Linked DNA regions of Homo sapiens: region 2 is linked to region 1. A link is an interaction called in ENCODE POLR2A ChIA-PET data of the cell type or tissue named here. Cell type or tissue: OCI-LY7. All regions are shown on one strand. Links, peaks and the distances in the headings refer to the core of each region. The heading gives the core; the rest is flanking DNA. Region 1 overlaps STRBP (spermatid perinuclear RNA binding protein). Region 2 holds the start of RABGAP1 (RAB GTPase activating protein 1).

Region 1 (5,380 bases), core at 213-5,212:
AATGAAACCAGCTAGAAAGTTGAAGAGCTGGGACTTAAATCCAGACATCATGGCTCCAGAGTCAGTGAAGTTTGTATGACACACTTTTTTTTTTTTTTTTAGAAAATCCTATTCAATTTTTATATTTACTGTGGTCACTACTCTTGTATCCTTTCTTAGGGTGTCTAATATCACCAATGTCCAATATACTATGCTGGCAAATTACTATCATTTGATGAGAATTATTGATAATTTGATGTCATTTTGAAGATTCAGAAAGTACGTTAAGAACTTGTATTGCCTCACTGTCATCATGATGTTCACAAATGACGCCATGTTTTAGATATGTCAGTTTATGTAATACCGGGTAGCAGAGATTTTACTCTCTTTAAAAATTATACTTTTATAGACTTGCTTACGGTAAAGTGACATGTAAAATGAGCAAATGAAATAGAAATAAAATAGGAAATAAAAATAGAAATTAAATATTGGGGCACTTAATGTTTTTTTCTTAGTAAGTAGCATGTATTGTGAAATACAGTGTTCATATAATTTCACCAATAATTTTGCTGTACTATGTGATAAAACCACTTTATACTATATGGTACTCAAGAAATTGGGAACATTTTCTACTTTAGAGCAGCTGGAGGAGTCCTTTCTCCTTGCTGACACTAGAAGGTAAGGTACCATTCCTCAGTATTTTGAGTATTTTTGTATTCAAAGTGTGTTGAAATGTTCTTGCTAGTGCATGTTAAGTTGTAGAGTTTGTGGTAATCTGATTTAGAGATTGGAAGCTGTGGACTATGACACATATTAAGTATTTGTGCAGATGGATTATTAATCAGAAAGTAAGATGGAGCCTTTTACACATTCCTATTTTAATAGAACAGGTAGCAAACTCATTCTGGTGTTCTTATTTTTGATTATTTTTCTTGGAAGTTTATTTTGCTGAGCGCTCTATTCCTAAATCATTTCAGAAGTGACTTTAGTATAGCTGAATTTTAATAGATAGAAATAACATGACTTCAATTTAATTTTCCATAGACTACCCTTTAGACATTCTTTACAGCTTCAGTTTTGCTATGAAAGGGAAGAGATCAGACAAAGAGTGCCATTCTTTTTGCATGTGGTTAATGACCAACCAATAGCTCTCTGGGATAACTTTTTTTTTTTTTTTTTTTTTTTTTTTTTTTTGCTGAACTTGTCTCTTCATCCAGATTCTACTTAGATTTTCAGTTGTCTTTGGGATAACTTTTTTTTTTTTTTTTTTCCTGAAGTTGCTCTTAGTTCATACAGATTTTAATTAGATTTTCAGTTGTCTGACAATCACAATAGAAATAAAAGTGGTTGTATCATAAATTCAGTGAAGTCTAACTGGGACTAGCATTCTTTCAGTGGTTTTGCAAGGATACAGTTATCTGTATCTCTGTAATCCATTATTTTAACATACACATATTGATTTATTTGCAAAATGAAAAAAAAAAACCTAAATTAAAAAAGGCTTATCCTTCAACTTCTGTAGCTTTGTGTTACCTACTTTTTAGAAAAGTTACATGCAAAATTTTGGCCTTCTACCACAGACAAGGAATGCTGGCAAGTGTGTTGTTAAAATTCTGTCATTGCCTCTTTATTTGCCTAAATTGATGGAAAAACACTTTCAGGTCATTTTAGTGAAGTTCAGTTTCAGTGGTTACATAAGGTATGTCATTTGAATACTGGTTGTAATGTGTTTCCGGTGTTCACTTGTATTTATAACCTGAATACCCAGTACCCCCCCCCCCCAAAAAAAAAGCCAGTTGAACAGATACAAAAAAAATTTTTTTAAACTTTTTTTTTATTTTTTGAGATGGAGTCTGTGTTGCCCAGGCTCAGCTGACTGCGACCTCTGCCTCCCAGGTTCAAGCGAGTCTCCTGCCTTGGCCTCCCAAGTAGCTGGGATAACAGGTGTGCACCCCCATGCCTGGCTAATTTTTGTATTTTTAGTAGAGGTAGGGTTTTACCATCTTGGCCAGGCTGGTCTTGAACTCCTGACCTCAAGTGATCTGCTTCCCTCAACTTCCCAATGTGCTGGGATTACAGGCATCAGCCACCTCGCTCGGCCTGAACAAATACAAAATGTTTATGCTGAGACTAGGCACTTTATATACTATTACTTTTGAAAAAACAAAACAAAACAGGATTTAAGACTACCAACTAGGATGGGAAGAACACTAGATTTTTAGTGATAAGTCCAGGTTTTGAGTCTGAGCCTTGCTACAAAGTTACTTGGTGGTCTTGGGCAGGATATTTTATCTCTTTGGGTCTTAGTTTTCTTTTTGGGAAGTAAGGATCCTGTACAGTATTAGTCTTTTTGACCAGTTTTAACAGTCTGTGATTCTCAGTTTTTTCTGTCTTGTGAAGAGAAACTTAACAGTATTAAAGTTGCCAGCTCTTTTTTTTTTTTGTCTTCTGAATAGTCTTGGTAACAGAAAACTGGTTTGAATTAGCCTATCTAATTTTAATGTTTTCCAAAACTAGTTTTAAAGGAGACATGAAATTAGAAGTATTTAGTTTTACTTCTTTTTTTTTTTTTTTTTTTGACACGGCGTCTCGCTCTGTCGCCCAGGCTGGAGTGCAGTGGTGTGATCTCTGCTCACCACAAACTCTGCCTCCCGGGTTCATGCCATTCTCCTGCCTCAGCCTCCTGAGTAGCTGGGACTACAGGCGCCCGCCACCACGCCTGGCTAATTTTTTTGTATTTTTAATAGAGACGGGATTTCACCGTATTAGCCAGGATGGTCTCAATCTCCTGACCTCGTGATCTGCCCGCCTTGGCCTCCCAAAGTGCTGGTATTACAGGCGTGAGCCACCGCGCCCGGCCTAGTTTTACATTTTAATTGTGCCTTGCTGTTGTCACTTTAAAAGAAGCATGTGAACTGAAAAGACAAAACACTTTGAAAATGTACTGTGCAATGAAAGGAGAGTCACCTATTATTAAAGTTCTTTGAATTCCCATTTCATGGCAGAGGGCAGTGAAATGAGCTAACATGAGCATGTTTATTTATGTAGACTTTCCCATGTAAATCAATGCAGATGTATTGCTGTTACATTTTTCTCCAAACATTTTATTATGAAAAAGCTTAAACATGCAAAAAGTTGGAAGAGTTGTATAGTGAACCTCCATATATTCTGCAATTAGTGCAGCCTATATTCTGCAATTAACATTATCTTTCATTAACTGTATCTTACATCTATGCATCTATTCACTCCACTATTTAACCTTCATTACATCTTACTTTTTGCTTCATTTCAAAATAAGCTGCAGACATCCTTACAGTTTACCCCTAAACATTTTGACATACATATAATTAGCTGGAGTTTGATACTTGTTAACACTTCTTAAAGTTCAAATTTATATACATAAGCCTGGCATAGGGGCTCAGGCCTGTAACCCTAATGACTCTTGGGAAGCTGATGCGGGAGGATTGTTTGAGGCCAGGGGTTTGAGACTAGCCTGGGCAACGTAGTGAGACCCCCCCATCTCTAAAAAAATAAAGAAATTAGCCAGATGTGGTGGTATGCGCCTGTAGTCCAGCTACTTGGGAAGCTGATGTGAGAGGATCACTTGAGCCCAGGAGTACTAGGCTGCCATGAGCTATGTTCACGCCACTGCACTCCCAGCATAGATGACAAAGCAAGACCCTGTCTTTAAAAAGGAGGAAAAAATTTACATACATAAAAATGTATAACTGTTAGTGTGCCATGGATGACAGTCATTAATTGAGCATCTGGCATTTTTCAGGGTCTTTGCTAGTCTTGCAGATAGAGAGATGAGTAAGACACAGTTTCTGCCTTCATGGTGCTAGTAGGATAAATAGAAGAGATGTCTAAAAACGTAGTGTTTTATTTGGAGCTTTTAGTTGCAAATAAGAATCAGCTGTCTTCTACAGATAATCGGTCTTCCTTACAGAACCTGAGGGCAGGAATTCAGTGGGGCTTTGGGAAGGGCTGGAACCAAGAACCAGAAGGCTCACAGGACTGTTTTTTCCTAACTCTGCCCATTTCGTTCTTTTTCTTCGAAGATGTACTTTTTTCTCTTTTTAGTACAAATGGTAGAACATGGCTGTCCGTAGAGCTTTTATTTTACATCTAACAATTCTCAGCCACATAGACATACCAGTTTTCTCTGTTAATTTCATTCCAAATTCCTGGGAGGTAGAATCTGGCCCCACCCTGGTTCAGCTTGCCTGAGGGCTGAGCTGTTGGAAGCTCACTTTTGTGAATGGAATGAAGTAGGAGGGATGGAAGAGACAATTCCCAGAACAAGTATGGGGCTGTTGTAACCTGGGCTGACACTGAAAATGGTTTATAACTACAATGTGATAAATACTGGTGCAGACAAGAACAGGCTATAGAAATAGATGGAATAGGGGCAGGGTCAGCTTCCTGGAGAAATTGTCGGCTAAGGTTTTTTTGTTTCTTTTTTCTTGAGATGGAGTCTTACTCTGTCACCCAGGCTGGAGTGCAGTGGTGTGATTTCGGCTCACTGCAACCTCCGCCTCCTGGTTCAAGCGATTCTCCTGCGTCAGCCTCCCAAGTAGCTGGAATTTCAAGCATGTACCACCAAGCCTGGCTAATTTTTGTATTTTTAGTAGAGCCGAGGTTTCACCATGTTGACCAGGCTGGTCTCGAATTCCCGACCTCAAGTGATCCACCTGCCTCAGCCTCCCAAAGTGCTGTGATTACAGGTGTGAGCCACTGCATCCAGCTGGCTAAGTTGGGTTTTGAAAGATGAATTCAAGTACAACAGTGGGAAGGAAGGATATTCCTTATAGAAGAACAGTAGGAGAAAGATAGGAAATGGCATAGTGTGTTTAGGTAACTGTAAGGAGATTGGTACATTCGCAGTATAAGTTTTGAAGTGGGGTAGGTTCATTAGAGACCAGAGAGAGGGAGATCCAGGCCAGTTTATGAAGAACTCTATCTTGTTAAGATATGGGGAGTCAGGGAAGGTGGGTGACAGATTTATTTCCTTAAGAGATCATTTCATGGAATGAACTGGAGGCAAGTGGGGCAGAGACAGAAAATCTTTTGAGGACTTAGACTAAGAAAATGGCAGTAAAAAAGAGGAGGGGAGATAATTTGGTAGTAAAATCTTTAGTACTTGTGATTTATTTGATGTCAGGAGAAGGGGAGGAATCTTAAGATGATGTCCCTGGTCTCCTGACTTGAGTAACTGGATTAATTGGTATACTAGCCAAGATAAGAAATATGGGAGACTGTGGTGCTGGCAGTGTTATATTTCTTGATTTGGCTGATAACTATGAGGGTACTGTTTAAGGATTATTAAATTGCGCTTATATGTTTTATGCATTTTTCCATCTGTAAGTTATATTTCACAATCTAAAAGACCAGAAAGGAA
Region 2 (5,380 bases), core at 184-5,183, 290 kb after region 1:
GTTCACGCCATTCTCCTGCCTCAGCCTCCCGAGTAGCTGGGACTACAGGCACCTGCCACCACGCCTGGCTAATTTTTTGTATTTTTAGTAGAGACGGGGTTTCACAGTGTTAGCCAGGATGGTCTCGATCTCCTGACCTTGTTATCCGCCTGCCTTGGCCTCCCAAAGTGCTGGGATTACAGGCGTGAGCCACCGCGCCCAGCCAACAGACTTCTTTAAAAGAAGCTGGGCTACAAAGTTCAGTTAATAAATTGTGTGGAAAACCATGCCCCTCATGTAGATAAAGTGCATAATACAGTTCTCTCAATATGCAGCAGAAAAGGTAGGAAACAGGTGTCTCTGTTCCCACTACATTACTACAACTCTTATAAACTGCAAACAAAATACTATGCCAAAAATGCCAAAATGCACATAGCTGATAGGTTAACTTTCCAAACAAATATATACCTATTAATGTCAATGCGTTAACTGTAAACTGAATCATAACACTCAATTAAAAGAAAGTGTGGCCGGGCGCAGTGGCTCACGCCTGTAATCCCTGCACTTTGGGAGGCTGAGGCAGGTGGATCACCTGAGGTCAGGAGTTCAAGACCAGCCTGGCCAACATGATGAAACCCCGTCTCTAGTAAAAATACAAAAAATTAGCTAGGCGTGGTGGCACACGCCTGTAATCCCAAGCTGAGTCAGGAGAATCAGTTCCTTGAACCCAGGAGGCGGAGGTTGCAGTGAGCCAAGATCACTCCAGCCTGGGCAACAAGAGCACAACTCAGTCTCAAAAAAAAAAAAAAAAAAAAAAAAAAAAAGAAAGTGCACCACAACATGACTATATCTCAGATTTTTTGTTGTTTTTTTATTTTTTATTTTTTGATGGGAACTGGCTGTGTTACCCAGGCTAGAGTGCAGTGGCACCCATCATAGCTTACTGCAGTCTTGAACTTCTCAACTCAAGTAGTCCTCCCACCTCAGACTCCCAAAGTGTTGGGATTACAAGCATGAATCACCTCACGCCACAAATATTTCAACTTTAATTATGAATCTGAGTTAATATCTTGAATTAAAATTACATATGAATTTTAAATGTTACCAATACATAAAAATCAATCATGGATTGAAATTTTATTAATACAAAGTGAACTCTACACAGGAAGATTTATAAAGACTTCTCTTCCCTATTTTGTTTTTTTGTGTTTTTTTTTTTTTTTTTTTGAGACGGAGTCTCGCTCTGTTGCTCAGACTGGAGTGCAATGGCACAATATCGGCCCACTGCAACCTCTGCCTCCCGGGTTCAAGCGATTCTGTTGCCTCAGCCTCCCGATTAGCTGGGACTACAGGCGCCTGCCACTACGCCCGTCTAATTTTTGTATTTTCAGTAGAGACCTGGTTTCACCATATTGGACAGGCTGGTCTCGAACTCCTGACCTTGTGATCCACCCGCCTCAACCTCCTAAAATGCTGGATCACAGGCGTGAACGCACCCGGCCCCTATTTTCAGTTTTCATAAGTAAGCTCTAGTTAAGTCTTCAATACATATTAAATAGCACCTTATACAAACTTGAACTAAGGCAACACGTCCTTCGTTTAAAAAAAAGTTGGATGAACCCTCCTTAGTACCTAAGCTTTTTTTCCCAACTACTTTTCAAACATCAGTTTAATGTTACAAACACAATTCCATTCACCTTCCGTTGTTTTTTTGTTTTGTTTTGTTTTGTTTTTTGTTTCCGAAACAAAAACAGCTGGAAACTCACTTATTGTGTACTTACTACTCCAGGCACACGTTTGTAAATACATGTGAATGGAAATATAAAAGGAATTGTGAAACCCTGTCCCTAACAGGTTTTTTTCCCTGACAAAAAGCCAACGAAAGTCAAAAGACCTCAAATTCAAGTTGGAACATGATTTAAAACTAACGGAGCACTAGTAGCGGGAACACTAGCAGCATGATCACTTAACACGGTCTCCTAGGACATTTGTTTCCAAAAAAGAATTCTCGAGTAACCAAAGGTATGCAGATGCGTGAAACGCAGGAGCAGATGATAAACAGTCTGGATGCAGAAGAGCAGAGACCAAAGTACTACCAGGCAATGGACAGCGAACTCCTGGAAGTCTTGAGGTTATCCTTTGGCTCAACACGTAAAACCCTAAGGGTGCGGATAATCAAAAGACACAGCGATGAGGTACTGGGGTAGCTGCTTCAAGGAGATGAGAAGACTGGGATGCCAAGAACGCTTTAATTGCAGACGGGGAAATGAGACTGAAAGACCAACCTGAGATGGCAAAGCGACAGTGAAAACTAGCAAGTCTTTGAAATTTAGGCGCAGCCCAGGACAGCCTGAGGCCCAGGCTAGCTTAAGTCACAGATACAGGCCTAGTGAGCAATGGGGAGAAACTGAGGCGGGGGGGAGCGGCTGGATTCCCAAATAGGACCAAGCATAAAACATTAAAGTCAAGACACAAACCGGCTTTGCTGGGGGACCAGAGGGAGGGCCAAAAACGCAAGACTCAGAAGACCGGCACCCACACAGACAGGGGGAACCGGTTTGGGCAGGGGCTCCCAGAGCGGCCCAGCCTGCGCATGCGCCCTCTCCCCTCCGTCGCAGTTCCCCCTCCCCCCAATCACGGCTCCCCTCAGAACTCGGCCCGTCGAGGGAGCTGAGAGCAGCTCCACTGGCCCGACCCCGCGGGATGAGAAGACAGCTTGGCTCCCCGCAGGGGCCGTCGGAAAATACCCCTGGGGTTGGTAGGTAGGAGGGTGGGAGGAGGAGGAGGGGAAACACGGCCCTACCCGACCTGCCGTCTCCTCCTCCGCCGCCCGCCGCTCGCCGTCCCGGAGGCTCCGCCGCCTGGGCCTCCCAAACCGCCCTGTCCCCGCCCCCCCACCCCTTTACTCACGTGAGAGCGACTTCTTCCGCCCTCCGCCCCGCCCCCTGCCCCGTCTCATAGGTCTGCGACCATGACGAGCGACCCTATTGGCCCAATACCGGGAAGCGAGGCGGAGCTTCCTCTTCTCCGAGCCCCACCTGGGCTTTCAGCCCGCCTCAGGACTGTGCGCCTGCGCGAAGTGCACTGGCTGTGAGCTGGACCTGGGCTGTCTTGTGTATTTGGAGTTGGACAGCCAACTACGTGACTGCAGCCGGGACTGGGGACGATGGAAGCGGACTGGGTAGTACCTGTTGAGCCTAACAAAGGGTACAACCCCAGAGTACTGGTGCTTGAGCAAGGAATCCCCCTGCTCACCTTTCATGTGCAAGTCCTGTTTGAAAATCAGTACTTCACAGTGTAATAAAATTCACCTGGCATTTACTGAGGGCGCACGGTGTGTCAGGGATTGTGATGGTTCTTTATGTGGCTATCTCATTTCAGCTTCACCACAAACCCGTCAGAATGGTACCATTTTTCTCCTTTTATAAAGTAATTTAGCTTTAGTTACAGAATCCAGTCTAGAAGTCAAAACTTCCGACTGCCAAGTCCTAAAACCACTGGTACAACACAGCTGCCTAAAGGCATTTAAGGCACACAAGAGGACAGAAATGGACAAGGTTACATCAGATTGTGACTCAAAGATGAGATTTTTATTTAAAAATCATTCAAAGGTGAAACACAGCAACAGCAATATAATGAAGTTTAAAGTCCCTGTCCTCAATGAATGTACAATGCAGTTGGGAACAAAAACAATGATTATTAAAGTGCTAGTTAAGTCTTATTTTTAAAGAGACCCTATCTTGTCCAGGATGCAGTGCTGTGGCTATTCACAGACGATCATATCACACTCCACCCTCGAACTCCTGGGCTCAAGCTATCCTACCACCTCAGCCTCCTGAGTAGCTGGGACTGTACATAGGCATGCACCACTGCACCTGGCTCATAAGACTTGATAATTTATAAAATAATTCTACAGCCTCTTCCTTACTCTTCCCCTTTATTTATTCCAACTGGCATATGCTCTTTTCCTGGTGAGTGAGTCGTCTACAGTGTTTTCTGGTGGATAATGCATCCCGATCAACCAGAGAAAAAACAGTGAGAAAAATCTGTGTTCTGTTGCAATCCCTCTGTGATTTGTCTAATACAATAGATGTGGGTGTACCCCTGCAGAAAAATAGTTTCGCTTCCTTTCTCCTTATACAGTTACAAAATATCCATTTCAAGATATTCAAAGAATAAAGTATTAGGGAGAAAGTAAAATCCCCTGAACTCCCAACAAAACCACTTTTAACGTTTTGGTGCCCATACTTTCATGTATTTCTTGATTCATGGACACCCCAAATATTTATGTAAATCTTAACATACATTTTTAAATAAAATTGTACTACACAATCAGTACAACATGCTTTGGAGAATAGACACAAGCTAAAACAACAACAAAAAAAGAAAACATTGCATTTAAAAAAAATTTTTTTTAATAAAAAAGGCCAGGTGTGGTGGCTCATGCCTGTAATTTTAACACTTTGGGAGGCTGAGGTGGGAGGATGGCTTGAGCCTAGGAGTTCGAGACCAGCCTGGGCAACATAGTGAGACCGTGTCTCTATGTTTTAATGAAAAACAAAAAAAAACCATGGCATTCCCAGGGCCAATGTTAATACTTTAGAGTATATCCTTCTGTGTGTGTGTATTTTTTTTTTCAAAATGAGATCACTTTAGTCATCTCCTTTTTCAATTAAAAATATCTACCTTATTTCAGTACATTTTCTTCTCACCTAATTCCTAGATCACATTCACATTTTCTATCCATCTAAAGTTATTTTTACAGTTGGCTTTCTTAACTCAGTAATGTTACAGGAAAATTTCCTCTCACATAATACCTAACTACAATCAAATATTCTGTTGACCAAATTATATTTTTCTACAACCAGTATACCCAAATTATCCAATTCAGGACCATACATTCCATCTGGTTACATCCCTTGACTTTTTAATTATGGCACTTAAAAAAAAATTAAAAGATTCTTGTTCACTGTAGAAATCAGGCCACTTGAAGTGCAAAATGTTTTTATCTGAGTGGTTGCTTCCTCATGAAGTCATTGAGCTTGTTCCTGCAAGCCTTGTATTTCTTGAACAAGAAAGTTATATTTGAAGACTCAGTGGATTCAAGTCAAACATATCAGACTAGTATACCTCACAAGTGACAGGTTATACTTCATGTTTCATTATATTACATACAACGTTATGAATCTAACATGTTAGATATTATGTTAGATACATAACATTGTATCTACAATAGATATAACATTTATTGTATCTTACAGAGTTATGCTAATATTGACCACTGGATTAGTGATGACATACATGTTGTTTTTATCATCTAATCCATTTTAAAAATAGACTATAGTCTGTTTCAATGCCTACCAATGCTATATATTGATATCCCATTCACAGAAAATGAATT

The links. Peaks named below come from ENCODE experiments on the same cell type or tissue, not always from the same donor. Only the 100,000 strongest peaks of a DNase experiment are listed, where the experiment ranks them.
Region 2: POLR2A ChIA-PET joins it to region 1 with 11 read pairs; 2 of 35 experiments call an interaction of 5 or more read pairs at or near these places.

Annotation. Positions count from the first base shown.
Region 1 is chr9:123,231,378-123,236,757 of GRCh38, reverse strand. The region is part of intron 2 of STRBP (spermatid perinuclear RNA binding protein); the gene reads left to right. Among named protein-coding and RNA genes, the nearest start is that of STRBP, 35 kb to the left of the region's middle. RefSeq lists an enhancer at 2,784-2,863. In OCI-LY7, for the core only: no CTCF peak of the experiment used is centred there; DNase peaks (open chromatin) are centred at 1,077, 1,687 and 2,484; H3K4me3 peaks cover 1,218 bases; H3K27ac peaks cover 3,710 bases.
Region 2 is chr9:122,938,496-122,943,875 of GRCh38, reverse strand. It overlaps RABGAP1 (RAB GTPase activating protein 1), which reads right to left and starts at 2,856. Exons shown (of 26, transcript NM_012197.4): 1 at 2,783-2,856. LOC105379839 (a long non-coding RNA gene) reads left to right here and starts at 2,628. Exons shown (of 2, transcript XR_001746924.3): 1 at 2,628-2,737; 2 at 2,941-3,300. RefSeq lists silencers at 2,587-2,916, 2,927-3,086 and enhancers at 2,333-3,057, 3,247-3,316. In OCI-LY7, for the core only: no CTCF peak of the experiment used is centred there; DNase peaks (open chromatin) are centred at 2,615 and 2,975; H3K4me3 peaks cover 2,290 bases; H3K27ac peaks cover 1,547 bases.